3 separate regions of the Homo sapiens genome follow, and all the other regions are linked to region 2. A link is a contact called in ENCODE Hi-C or POLR2A ChIA-PET data. All regions are on one chromosome and are shown on one strand. Each heading gives the region's core, a stretch centred on a gene start or an enhancer-like site at or near the end of the contact. The rest is flanking DNA. Distances are from core to core; before and after follow the strand shown. Region 1 overlaps MGLL (monoglyceride lipase). Region 2 overlaps CHCHD6 (coiled-coil-helix-coiled-coil-helix domain containing 6). Region 3 has its middle 65 kb from the start of LINC02016.

The links. Hi-C counts contacts between places; a loop is a spot of excess contacts on that map. ChIA-PET counts read pairs that join two places held with the same protein, here RNA polymerase II (POLR2A). Pooled maps may share reads with other maps.
Region 1: a loop to region 2 is called in a map with no recorded cell type, with 9 times the contacts of the local background. The contact joins two enhancer-like sites. A Hi-C loop is called at or near these places in 6 of 37 single-sample maps with no recorded cell type and 4 of 50 pooled maps.
Region 3: a loop to region 2 is called in a pooled map, with 13 times the contacts of the local background. The contact joins two enhancer-like sites. A Hi-C loop is called at or near these places in 1 of 168 maps with a recorded cell type or tissue (endothelial cell of umbilical vein) and 4 of 50 pooled maps. POLR2A ChIA-PET finds 5 or more read pairs at or near these places in 1 of 52 experiments (MCF 10A).

The regions. Positions count from the first base shown.
Region 1 is chr3:127,752,443-127,756,724 of GRCh38, forward strand. All of the region lies in intron 3 of MGLL (monoglyceride lipase), which reads right to left. Among named protein-coding and RNA genes, the nearest start is that of MGLL, 68 kb to the right of the region's middle. RefSeq lists enhancers at 1,105-1,414, 1,520-2,719, 1,615-1,794, 1,905-2,024, 2,175-2,294. Within about 2 kb of position 2,354, at least 5 of the 41 ENCODE cell types and tissues checked have a DNase peak (open chromatin) inside an H3K27ac peak, as active enhancers do.
Region 2 is chr3:126,909,264-126,913,925 of GRCh38, forward strand. The region is part of intron 5 of CHCHD6 (coiled-coil-helix-coiled-coil-helix domain containing 6); the gene reads left to right. Among named protein-coding and RNA genes, the nearest start is that of PLXNA1, 72 kb to the right of the region's middle. RefSeq lists enhancers at 1,860-3,059, 1,992-2,471, 2,612-2,691. Within about 2 kb of position 2,313, at least 17 of the 41 ENCODE cell types and tissues checked have a DNase peak (open chromatin) inside an H3K27ac peak, as active enhancers do.
Region 3 is chr3:127,453,694-127,458,436 of GRCh38, forward strand. No RefSeq gene overlaps it. Among named protein-coding and RNA genes, the nearest start is that of LINC02016, 65 kb to the left of the region's middle. RefSeq lists a silencer at 1,902-2,331. Within about 2 kb of position 3,063, at least 5 of the 41 ENCODE cell types and tissues checked have a DNase peak (open chromatin) inside an H3K27ac peak, as active enhancers do.

The DNA.
Region 1 (4,282 bases), core at 1,104-3,603, 840 kb after region 2:
TTTATTTTTTTCCCTTAACAACAGGTCTTGGAGGCCTTTCCATAGCCAGAATTATAGACCTAACTCCTTCTTTTTAATCATGGCAAAGGATGACAGTACTTTAGTTTATCTGACTCTTCCTGTGCTCATGGGCATGTGAGTTGTTCCCAACTTTTCATGATAATGAGGTTTATTTCTCTGTACATATGCGGCAGATCCCTTTAGTGAGCAAGCAGAGATATGGCATCCCTGGTCAAGTGAGCATTTAAAGGAAAACGGTGGCAGATGGAACCTTCCCAAAATCCACAGACCAATAACTGACCCTTTCTGCAAAACCGGCTGAGCTTCCCCAGCCCTGGGTCTTTCACCTCCCACCGCTCTCAGGCTGCCTCCTTACCATCTCTTCCCCGAGCCTGAAATGCACCTAGCATGGGGCTTGTCAGGTAGAGTTTTCCTGCTTTAATCTAAAGTGAATGTGCACTGAAGTGGCTATATTTTTCTAAGAGGGGAAAGAAATCACCCTCCATTTAGTCATTTTGTTGTGCCCTTGATTGATTTTTTTCTGAGTCAATGGTCCTGCACAGGGAAAAACAAAGATTTTCTACTGTTGTATTATAAAAGGAACACCTGATTCGTATGGACAGAAGGCTGTAAGAGGAATCATTACAAAAATGAGAGACACAATAGTCAAAGGTGTAAATAAAAAAGAAGCCCCAAAAGAAAACAAGAAGCCAGAAGAGAAGTAACGACACAGGGAAGAGCTGCAGAGCAACCTCCCCAGCATCTCTAGGAGCCTATCACCCAGTCACTCTCCTGCAACCTGGATGGTGAGTGTTCTGGACAGGTGAGGGGCTGCAGGTGTCGACGATGAATTCCCTTCACCCAAAGCAGACCATAGTGACGATAATGTGCCCTTTCCCTGCTGATGCTGGGTCCTTGATGTGACCAGTTTTTAACATACTCTCAGAACCCAGGGATGTTCTCAGGGCTTAGGTGTGAGGCCATCTGTCCCTGCACAAAATGGCCCTTGCCCATGGGTTTCCAAGTTGGCATAGCTCTTTGTTCCCACAGTCACATTCCACGGATTCTACCAGCGTTTGCTGAGAACACAACATATGTCAACTGACGTGCTGGGCGCTTCTGCAGACCTTGCCTCATCGAATCAGCATCAGGCACTCCTGGGCCTGAGCTTTGTCTCTGTGATTGGGTAGCTGTGCACAGACAGCATAACCTCTGTGGCCTTCACTTTCCTCGCTTAAAATGGCCACACTAATAAGGTCGGCATATAGTCTACAGGGGGCAAGAAGAGCAGGAGATGTTCCATCTACAAATGTTCCTTCTGCATTTGGGCTCAGAAACAGCCCAATGACTGAATCAAGGCCACACAGCTAGAGATGGCAAAGGAGCCTGGTCCAGAGCACAGGCAGGTCTCCACCGGCCCTACAGGACCCCAACACTCTTCCTTGGTGATGGGTCTCCATTCCCACCCTTGACTTGGCATGGGAGGCACCAGGTGTAAGCCCTGTCTTCCTCAGGGGTCACTTCCTCCCACCAGCCTCGTCACAGCTGTCAGCGCCCTGCACTCCTAGCCCATTCTGTAGCCACAGTAGCTGTTTCTGTTGGCACCCTGTTCTGTTTTGGTCACTTTTGGGTGGTGGCCCGCTGGGGCCTGATGCTGCACTCTACGGAGGAGGCCACAGCCTCCCGCTCACCCAGGCCCTGGCCTCACTCTCCAGCTTCCTCCTTGGCAGGGCAGGGGCTTCCCTCTGTGAACTCAGAGGTCACGACCCGCCAGGCACTGCCGCCCACTCCCCACCAAGCTCACTCCCAGTTCCCCTGAAAAGAAGGAGGTGCTTAGACTAAGTGAGAAAATCTCTCCCTTTTAGGGAATCAGTCCTGCTGTCACCCCCACAACCATAAAAGGCAAAATAAGAAAGAAAAAAAAAACCAGATCTATCAAAAGCTCCACACAAGTGCCTTCCAGGACTGCAAGCCGTCTTCAGGGAAGGGCCTCCCCTTCTGCTCCACGCACCTCAACTCTACACAGGGCCTCACCCCTCACCGGCGTTAACTGGATGAGTACTTGCAACGGCCCCGCTAGGCAGCAGTACCGCCTGTGTCCATTTCACCAGGGTGGACGCTGAGGCACAGAGAGGAGAGAGGGCTGGCGGGCTGGGATCCACAGCCTCTAGGTCTGTTCTCACCACTCAGGCTGTTGGTCCCAGTGGGCACCTACAGGTGTGCTTCTGAGGCTGGGTCGGGCAGGAGGATGGGTTTTCCTTGTCGGAGGGCAAGAAAGCGTAGGCTTCACGCTGGATCTCCACCCAGGCCTCAGTGGCCTTCCCGTGTGCCTCCCCCGCAGCTGCTGAGAAAACCACACCAGAGAGCGAGAACGTCATCAGAGAGGGGCGCGTGGGGTGTGCATCTTGGGAGCTGTATTTCTAGGTGTGTGCACTCATGCCCACGTGTCCCAGGCTCTTTAGAGGGAAGCGTTCCCTAGGTACGTGGCATTCCCTTTCAAATTCACCTAGCGCCCCAGAGAAGGGATTGTGTGGGAGGAACGCGGGTTTCCACGAGATGGTGGGGGTGTTTTATGTTTGTTTTCTCGGCATTTTTTGGTTCTGCACAGTCACGAGCTGTGGCATCCCCGGGGGAAAGGTCCTTGCCATTGCGGGGGCTGTTCTTTTTGCCCACACGGCCTCGTCAACTAGGGGATGCCCCATGCATTGCTCAACCCCAGAGAGAAAAGGAGAAGATAAAACCTGGATTCAAATGATTTCACTTCTCATTAGCCACTGTGACCTGGGAACAAGGGAAAAACCAAAGATGAAACTGTTCACGTGAGCTAGACTCAACGCTCTTGTAAAAGGAGGAAGAGGGTGTTTAAAGAAATGGAAGGGTTTAAACAGCTGCTCACAGCTTTATAAAGGATAGCATGCCTCTCCCACCCAGCCTGCCTTCTGGGGTCTCAGCTCCTTCCCTTACCCAGCAATCCATCGCTGTAGGCCCCCAAACATGGGAGACACGATATGCCAGTTGTAGGTCAATGGGTTTTCAGTGACAAGGACAAGGAGAAGGTTGCTTATGAATGCGTGTGGGTGGGAGGTGCACGGTCACAAGGGCGGACCACATGCAGCGGCGAGACTCAGTGCAGCCGGGACACTGGCACATGTGCCTGTTGCTCCGAACGAGGACAAGGGGCCCCACTGCGGGCCCCAGAGAATGCATCCAACCTTCTGTCTCCCCAGATATACCGGGCAGAGTCACCAAATCTTCGCGCACCACCTGTATTATTATTTACCTAATATACTTCTTAATTACACACTCATGTTCCCTCGCCCCCTTAAATTGATGTATTTATCAAAGACACTTTCTATGACTATTGTTTGTAGAAAATCTGTCACTTCCCATAAACACAGAGTAACTGGTGGACATGGCCGTTTGTCTACCCAATATCCACTCTCTCTTTTCTTCTTAGTAACTGAAACCTGATTTTATTCAGACTGGCAATGTGCTTGGGCAGAGCACTCTACCTCCCAGCCTCCCTAGCAATCAGTGTGGCTATGGGACTAACTCCTGGTCATTGAGACACAGGATGGCATGGATAGATGGAACTTCCAGAAAGGCTTCTTAAGTGGAAGATAGGTATCATTTTTTATGTCTGAAATATAAATGTAATGTGATGGCTGGAACTCTCACAGCCATCTTGGGCAAAGAGGTAAATGAAGCTAGGTGCTCTAAGGGTTGGGGAGCAGATAGAAGAAGTTGGTTTCTTGATAAAATAATGGAGCTGTTACTCCAAGTATTAAGTATGTCTTTTTATTCTGATATTTTGGCATCTAGGGCCTTGCTGACTGGGGAAATTACCTGTTCTAGGGCTAGCCAATTACTAGAGATAGTAAAGGTCTTACAGGGAAGCACATCTTTCCTATGCAAATTAACTGGTCCAGAGCCCACACCTCCACTCCAGGCCAATATTTCTCTGCTTTCATCACCCCAGGGCCAGATGCCAGAAGCCCCTACACCCCAGAGCCCACAAAATCATTCAAACTGGCTAATTCTAAGCCTGCTCACCCCATCTCACCCATCCCCGATCAGCCCTGGTGCTTCCCCACATGCCCCCATGGTATGCTGTGGCCCCTTCTCTTGGGAACTGAGAGGAACAAACTATCTTTTCAATGGCAGCCTCTCCTGATGTGTTGGCCTCACCATACCTGAATCACAATACAACCTACATTTTCAAACACAGGCCTGGCCTATCTCCAGACTTCTTTTCAGAAGAGAAATAAACCTTTTTCTTGTG
Region 2 (4,662 bases), core at 1,063-3,562:
CTGGTCCCACGCTGCTCTATAGTTATGGGGGTTCCCCTCAGACCTCTGGGCCCCATGTCCTCCTCCCACCCCGCACCTGTATTCTGGCTTTGGGGCAGGGGCTGCCGGGTGATCTCTTCTGCTCAGACACATTTTGTCATCTTCCCTTCCCCGGCCTCCTCACCATGCTTCCCTCACCCTCACCCTTGCTTTTGATCTCACAGATCCAGGCCCTTGGAGAAATCAGACAGTATGAAATATGAAAACTGCTCGGGAAGTAATTGAAGAAACACTGTGACTTTGGAAACCCATGGAGATAACACTCACACCTTCTTACTCACGTTATTTAATTTTTAATGGCAGATTTAATTAATGGAGGTCAGGCCTCCTGCTTTCAGATGTGCATGTGGGGCAGCTGGAGGAGGAGGAGGGGCAGCTGTCTACAGGGCAGAGGAAAAGACTGCAAATTTGGGAAACTAAAGAGTCCGATGGGAAAGAAAATCACCCAGAAATAATAGTCCCTGGTCATTGGGTGCTAATTAATGTGTGAGAATTCGGTAGAGCGCACTTCAGAGAAGTTTCCCAGTGTCTCTCAGTGGGCAGCAGGGCTCCTTTACAGGCACAGTCATGCTGCCTTCCCAGGCTCTGTGCTGCAGGGTTCCAGGAGCTCTCGAGAACTGACGGCCTAGCCGGGGAGAGCTGGATGCCATCATCCACACAGCTGCCAGAATGTTCTTTTAAAAACACAAATCAGCTGGGCACAGTAAGTCACGCCTATAATCCCAACACTTTGGGAGGCCAAGGCAGGCAGATCACTTGAGCCCAGGAGTTTGAAACCAGCCTGGCCAACATGGCGAAACCCCCTCTCTGTAAAAAATACAAAAATTAGCTGGGCAGGATGGCACACTCCTGTAGTCCCAGCTACTGGGGTGGCTCTGAGGTGGAGAGATAGCTTGAGCCCAGAGGTCGAGGTTACAGCGGGCTATGATCACACCACTGCATTCCAGCCAGGAGCAAGGCCCTGCCTCAGGAAAAAAAAAAAAACAAAAAAAACAAATCTTCCCTGCCCCTCCTTCACTGAAAAAGGAAAGCCTTCTTCACCCTTATTGCCCATGAGGTGCAGTCCAAGCTTTTGAGCCTGCAGCTGGCATCCTCCACGTCCCCTCCTGGCCGTTGCCCTGTGCCTCTGCAGCAACAGTGGCATCTCCTGCCCCATGCACAGCCCTGTGGCAGCCCCAGGCTCCTCGCACTGCTGCCTGTGTTCAGGAGACCTCCCTCTCATTTGGCTCATTTCTGCTCATCCTTTAAAATTCATTAAAATGGATACACCCTTTGACCCAAGAATTTGACTTATACAGTGTTCCCTACAGATACACACAAAGTTCTAGATGCCAAGATGTTCCTCTTAGCTTTGTTTATAATAGTAGAAGACTAGAAACAACCTCTGTACAAGGATGGGGAGCTGCTTGAGTGATACTCAAGGGATGACACTACAGGGTATTCATTCCTACTACTAAGTGCTGGTCAGCTGGAGTGGGTGAGGTCTCTGAGGATCAATGGAAAGATGAGGTGTGGCAGATCGTGTCTGCTGCAGTCAAGTGAGTGTCAGGAACAAGTGGGGCACATGTGTGTGCTCACTCACACATGTGCCCATGCATGCACAGCACCTCGCCCTGACAAGGACGGGGTGCACAGAGGAGTAGGGATAGGGCTGAGTCCAGGCTGGCCAAGAGGCTCAGTATTCACCACACACCCTCCATGCTTTCCATTTTTGTTTTTTAAAACCATATGTAAGTATTTTTCAAAAACATTGTTTAGTGTAAATAAAAAAAACTCAGCCTCAGTTCAGGTATTGGCTCCCAGGAAGTCAGTCTGACCCATGGTTTCTGCCAGGCTGTCCTTTCAGGTGCCCCACAGCACCTGGGAGGACTGGCTGAGTACCCCATTGTAATTATGATGCCACCATCTCAGAGCTCCACGAGGCCAGGGAGCAAGCCACACTTGTCTCAGAACCTTCTGGCACTTGGCGGGTTCTCAGTGTGCACGTTGGTAGTGTCTAGTCCTTCTAGAAGCCCTGACCTGGTGATTGGTTGAGGAGTCCACAGAGTGCCCTGCCCTTCCCAGGAGATGGAGTCTGGGTCCACTCCAGCAGCCTTGGAAAGGCCTGGTGGATGAGCAGCTTTGTGAACACAGGAAGCCAGCTTGGTATTCCCAAGTTGTGGGCCGGAGACCTTCGAGTGCCAAGGGAGCTGCGGTTGTGAGGACATCCGTCCCTGTAGGTCTGCTTAGGCAGATTAGATGAGTGGGGTAGGCGGGTCAGGACAGGACAGGACGGGGAATTTCTCTGAGTCATTCTGAGAAACAATAGAGGAAGCTGCAGCAGGGTAATCACCGCCACTTCTTGGCCTGTGGGTACTTCCTGTGACAAATCGAGTTGACCACATGTTCAAACTGAGCTTGCAATCAAACCCAAGCACTATCCAAATTCACCGGGGCCAGGCTGTTTCTGGCAGTATGGCATCTTGAGCACAGGCTCTGAGTGTCTACTGAAGCCCACAGCAGGCCGGGCCCATCTGGGCCAAGGATTCGCTCTCTGAGAAGGTTGGCAACAGGTGCCTGGGCCTGCAGGATGGTGACCTGACACTCAGGAGCCCTGTGGGCACAACCACAGGAAGAGGGGTTTGGCTCAAAGAGAAGGTCTGAGCCATGAGGTTGTTTTGTGGGAAAGGAAGTAGGCCAGGATGAATTGTGGGGGGCGGGGCTTAGGATGAGGTGCATTTTAGCTCTGGAAAATTCAGTGGCTGTGGTGGGCTGAGGTGGGTGCTGTGTGCCAAGATGTCTCTCCACCAACTGCAGGCTGGGTGATACCCTGTGTTGCTGTTGAGAGAAGTGACTTACCCAAAGAACACCGCCAGCATATGCCAAAGCGCAAATCAAAATGTGGGTCTGTGGTCCATGCCATCTCCTGATGAGGTCTCATGAAGGGGAACTTCAGACAGCTAAGCAGTTCCCACCCAGGCTGTGGCGGAAGGGCGTCTGCATGGAGTGGGAGGGAGGCCCAAAGTTGTTATGTCTCTGTCCCTACCGCCTCGCCCAGGACAGGCAGTGCTGGTGGATACTGGACTGGTCGAGGCAAAGACGTAATCTCTCGTTTGAATGTGAGGGCTCTAGAGAGAACACTGGAGCCCCCTTGCTGGGCATTTTGGCAGCAGCTGGCTGTGGTGGGAGGAGAACCTGTATTTATTTCGTGCCTGTCGTATGCCGGGAGGGTTGGCATTTCCCAGCTGTCATTCCCAGTAGCTGTAGAGGGAGGCATCCATTATCTCCTTGGCTCAGAAGTGAGGAGCAGCGAGGTGACTTGCCTAAGCTCACCAGGCAGTGGAGGGTGAAAGGCCCAGAGGTGGCCCCCAGGCCTCCCTGACTCCCCCGGCCCAGCCCAGGGCAGAATGCCAGCACCTGGTGGTTCTTCCTCATCACATGAGCCAGGTGCTCTTCCCCAGGGGCTCACCTTCCACATTTACCTCCCAGTCAGCACTTCTCTGAGGCCACGATGCAGCAGGGGAGTCCTTGGGGTAAGACTAGAGGGGGGCCTGGTTTCCATCTGGACCTGCCTTCCATGCCCTATGGCCTTAGAGGTGGGGGGTCCATCCCTGCCTCAGTTACCTTCCCTGCAGAAGGCCGAGGGGGGTCCGTGGTGCACAGGAAGTGCTTTCCCTGGGTGGCTCTGTGCACCTCTCACTTCGTGTCTGCCCAGCTTCAGCCAGGCTAGCTGTGTGCCTGGTGGGCGGAGAGAGCCAAGTTGAAGTCCTACAAATGTGCAAGGCAACGCAGCTCTAAAGTTCCTTCACTGCCACACAAGCGTGTTTCAGGGACTGACTGATCTGTGCCTGCAGTAGGTACCTGAGACCTGAAGCTCCCATTTGCTCATCTGTAGAACGGGGATAATCATGCTGCCCGTATGAGCCTTTTTTTTTTTTTTTTTTTTTTTTTTTTTTTTTTTTTGGGAGACGGAGTTTCACTTTTGTCGCCCAGGCTGAAGTACAGTGGCACAATCTCGGCTTACTGTAACCTCCACCTCCTGGGTTCAAGCGATTCTCATGCCTCAGCCTCCCAAGTAGCTGGGATTACAGGCACCCGCCACCACACCCAGCTAATTTTTTTTTTGTATTTTTAGTAGAGATGGGGTTTTGCCATTTGGGCCAGGCTGATCTTGAACTCCTGACCTCAGGTGATCCACACACCTCAGCCTCCCAAAGTGCCCATGTGAGGCTTTGAGGAGTAGATGTGGTTGTGTCTGCAAAGGGACTGACCTTAAGCCAACTCCAGGTGACATCTGCTGTACCTTCCTCACCCGCACTGGGGAGGTCTGACCACGGGCCCTGCCCCACCTCAGGTTGTTTCATTTCTGAAACTGCTTCCTCATGAGTCAGCCCAAGGCTGGCCTTCTCCCTGCTGCCTACATGTCCACATGTGGGCTTCACCACACTCCCACCTGGAGCACGGCAGGAGGCTGCTAGCAGATGCGTTAATGTCAGTCTCCCCTCAGAACATGCGAAGGTGCTGGAGCTTCACAAAGAAAGGAGGATGTGGACCTGGGCCTTTGTGGCCTGGAGCAGCTTGCCTCTGAGGCACAGCAAAGTTCCATAACCTACCCAGAGCCACACGGTGGTGGCATCAGGGCTT
Region 3 (4,743 bases), core at 1,813-4,312, 550 kb after region 2:
GCAAATAGCAAGAATGCAATTTTCAGTCCAACAACACAATAGGAAAATGTTATTGCCTCTAACAGGTAGGAAGATGAACCAGTGAAGAAGATACTAGTATTAGTCCCATGGTCCCAGTGAGGAATCAAAAGTATGGGGTCATACCTAGGGTCTAATCAGCCCTCTGAGTAGAAGGGCAGGGGATATACCAACTCCTCAGATAAAGAAAAATTATCTCAAAGCAGCCACCTTTTAAAAGTGTCTACTGCCAAGCTTCTGCCAGACACTTTACCCACAGGATCCTCTAGACAACTGTCTGATCATCTTTATAGGTAAGGCCATCAAGGCTCAGAGACTTGCTCAAGATCACCCAGCTGGAAAGTGGCAAGTCTGGCTGGCTCCAAGCACTGTGTGCTTTCTGGAATAGTGGGTGCCCCCAGCCACAGAGCCATACCACCCAACTTCTCAGCCTTCCAAAGAGAGCTGCCCTGAGGACCCAATCAGCCCACAGCCTGCAGCTGCTGTGCCTGCAAAACCTGCCAAGTAGCCAGGCTGAGGCCACACTCTGCTAGCCAAAAGCCCAGTGTGGCAGCAGTACCAGGGCCTGGGCATTCCTGCTCAGCTTGGGGCTCCTCTGTGGACAGTCTATCAGGGAGTCCCACTGGGCCGGAGAGATTTTCTCAGAGCTGTGCTGCAGGCTAACACTCTTCTTACCCAATCTGCCTGCCTTATTCTCTCTTCTTAGAAGGCTCAAACCCACAGTATGGTCTCAGGCAATCCCCACCCACTCCTGCTCCTTCTCCTCTGGATTTCTTGCAGGTGATTCCTGCCATAAATCCCTTGCACTTCTTGCTCCGTCATCTTGGCATCTGCTTTTCAGTGTTCCTAACTGGCACGACACATCATCCAAACCACAAGGAAGACTTCTCAGTTATGGAATCATGCAGTACATGGCATATGAGGGTGGCTCCTCTGTGCTTCTAAGGTTCCAGTGGTGGAGAAACCTCTGACAGCTAAAGCCTGGAGCCCTCTGACCATTTGCACAGCAGCCTGGCTCAGGGGAGCAGGTCCAGGCTGAGAGTCAGACAGGGCTTGGTGTCCCTGCAGCAGCTCCTTCGGCTCTCTGGGCCTCAGTCTTCCTCATCTATAAAATAGGCGTGCTGACACTTTCCCCGTAGTACTGTCTTAAGAACTGGATAAAGCACCTGCTTTGAAGGTCAGATAACCAGGAGTGTGGGATTTTAGATCCATGTCACTAGAGTCTAGATGATCAGAGTTGGAAAATGTCATAGAGCCCTACATTTTCATTATTTGTGTAGGGAACTGGGAACATGGAAGGGAAGATCTTAGGCAAGCAGGGACGGCAGGCCACAGCAGAGGCAGGCCAGGTCCCGTGGCCCAGCCCGGAGCCTCAGAATGCCTTCCATTCCCATTCAGCACCAGCTTTGCCCGCAACCACAGGGAGCCCAGGCCAGGATCCCAACCTCCCCCCTTTCCCCAGGCAACCCAGGGGGCATGGTGGGACCAGAGGGAGAACCCAGTAAGACCTGGCATTAACATGAAGACTATCTGTGGGCAGTCAGAGGCGCCCAGCCTGCAACAGAGGCCAAAGGGCAGGCGAAGGTGGAGGAGGCGGGGTGCTTTTTCTCCGCTGGTCCCATCACTGCTAATGTGGTCTCAGGGCCTCCTCTCTGGAAGAGCAAACTGACCTCCGGAGAAAACAGTTGGAACAGGAAAAACAGAGAGATGCCAGGGACCCAAGGGGCACTCAGAGACAGGGTCAGCCCTTATTGGAGTTAGAGAGGCAGACAGAAGACAGAGAGGCCCAGGGATGGAGAGGGGAAGTGCAAAACAGATGGCCGGGGAGGGATGCGGAGGAGAGGCGGAGGTGTGCGCTGGGGGAGAGGACTACCGACGGCGCTGGCGGTCGGGATGGGCTGGAGCGGGCTGCAGTCGGGGCTGCATCGCCGGGTCCCAGCATAGCGCAGGCTCGGCGCCGCACCCGCAGCCTTTGTCCTGAGCTGCAGAGGGTTCCCGCGGGCCGCCAGCGCCCCCTGCCGCCCCCAGAGCGCCGCGCCGCAGCCGAGCGGCCCCTAGCTGTGCAGAGGGGACCGAGCCCGAGAAGGGACCGAGCCCGAGAGGGGACCGCGAGGGCGGGAGGGAAGCTCCGCGAGCCGGCGCCAGCGCCACGGCCCAAACCCCAGCCTCTACAGGTGCTCACTGCGCGACTGCCTGTCCCAGGCGCTCGGGCTGGGCGCCCTCTCTAGGGCCTGGGAGCAGCGTGAGTCCCGGGGGCGGCCCGGCATGGGCCTCCCACCCCAGGAGACGCCCTTCTGGCCTGGCCCTCCCAGTCGCCTGGGCAGGACTCGGATGCCCGCGGGCTGCAAACCTCTCCCCCGTGAACCCAGCAGGGAGGCCGGGGAGGCACGCTGCTCCCCCTCTCAGCCTTGCCCAGTGTCCAGACCTTTCAAAAGAAGCCAGAAAATTCACGTTTGCTTGGGAATCCCACAATTCAATAGCTTTTCAAAACAGTGCGGGAAGAAAAGTGGGTTTGGCCCACCAGCAGCCGGCGGGCACCCTCCCAGCCTCTTCACGGACTCTCCTTCAGGTTTTGGGCGCCCGGCCCCACTAGAGTCATGTGGGCATTTCCTTCAGATCTTCCTCCACTTAAATACACTTATTGAAAAAGAAAACTCCTTTTCTCTTTCCCTATAGTAATTAGAAACTCAGCGTCCTGTGGTGTAAAAGCCAGGTAGCCTCGGAAGTGAAACAGGGCAATTAGAACAGACACAGGGCCTGTTCCGCCCCACCCTGCTGCATCTGGTGGACAAGCCCCCGGGGCTGCTGATGACCCATGCCCTCTGACCTCAGGGGAGGGGCGGGCCGACGACAGGCCTTTCTAGAAGGGCCCTACAAGCGGCTTCAGGGAGTCTGGGAACCAAAGCAGCCACCCTGTCCATGGCACTGTCCGCCCCTGGCACCACGGCCCCACCGGGAGTGGAAGCCGCCAGGTGAGGCAGGGGTGGTTCCCTTCCCCGGGGAACAATGTGCAGAAGGCATCGGTGCCTGCCAGAGAGGAAGTGGGGAGGTGGGGAGACAGAGCACAGAGAGTGACTCAGACCCGAGGGCGAACCAGAAGCTGCCCGGAGATTCCCACTGTATGGCTTCCTGCAGGATTCAGCTGTGGAGACTGAAGCCGGAGGGCCTGGGGGGAGCCGCAGGAAGCGGGTGGGCGGGGGCCGTCTGCCCCTGGACACTCAGGACAGCCTGGCTCACCACGGGGGAGGAGAAGCCAATGGAGACAGCGGGGACCAAGAGGGAGGGGGTGGATGGGGAGCCTGGGGAGGAGCGGAGGGACCCAGGTCCCCTGCCTTACAGGACGACCAGCACAGGTTCCAGGTCTCCAGCCAGCTACAGGGCTTCTTAACACACAGCACTCCCTGCTTCGAGCCTTCCGGGAGGCCCCCAATCCAGGATCAAGACCCAGCCCCGTCACGGCCTGGCTCACGAGGCCCCACTTCAACTGCCCCTGACCTCTCTGCGCCCCCTGCTCCCGCCAGCCCTGCCGGCCGCTGCCCTGGAGAAGGAGCTGCAGATGGATCCCCAGTGAGTAGGAGGCAGCCGTGTGAGTCAGGCAGCGGAGGGAACGGGCTGCATCGCGGAGAGGAGGTGCGAAGCAGCGCGCCGTTTCCGGGCTCTGGAAGCCGAGCTGCCGAGGCGTAAGCTGGGAGGTGGACATGACGGGGGAGTGGGGAAGGGCAGGCGGCGGGACGGCCACACAGCGGAATATTATGCAACTTATAAAAAATTTAATTACCTGCCTACCAATAGACTTAAAGGGATTTCTATAAGGTATTATTGGGTGAGAAAAGCAATTTGGAGATAAGAATGTAACATACGATCCCATTTTTATAAAACAATGGGCAAAAAAATCTGTGAGTTTGTGTGTATATATGTATATGTATATAGGCCTCTATAGGATTTTATTAACACAAAAGAAAATACAGGATACATGCTAGGTTGTTAACAGGGGTTTTCTTCACGGAAACCTATTGTGGGGGAAGGGGAACCAATAAAAAAAGGATCTGAGAAATAAAGACCGCCCTTAAAAGATGGATGACTGCAGCTAACCGTGTCCCCAACACCCACCCCTACCAAAGCTAGACATGGGGGAGTGGTCTCGACTATCCCCTTCTCCCCATCCCAGCATCTGCTCCTCTCAGGTGGCAGCCAGCCACTAGACACCCCCCAACACACACATGCACGTGCACACACACACACACACACAGACCCAGCCCAGTCTCCACATAGCCAACCATCTGAGGGTTCCAGTTGCCCTGAGAGTGAGATCCACTTCAACACAGACTCCAAGTTCCTTCCCCCAGCCCCACTCACCTCTGCAGGCTCAGTCCTCACTGCTCCCCCAAACCCCACCCTGCCAACTCCCTGCACTGCCAAATAGCCCAGGGTCCAGCCACTGTGCTCTGAACTCTGAGCCTCTGCACCTGTCAGAACAAGCTTGCATTGATATTGGCTATATTCCAGTCTCTGTTCTGAGCACTTGACATTTATTGAAAGCATTTAATCCTCACAACAACCCTATAAACGTGTATAATATTCTGCATTGTATAGTATTTTTGTAGATGGGAAAACGAAAACACAGAAAGGTAAGTCATTTGCCTAAGGTTGCACAGCTGGTTAGTTAATAGGGAAAATGGCCCCAGAGCCTGCACTCTTGACCACTGTGCTAAACCCTCACTTGTG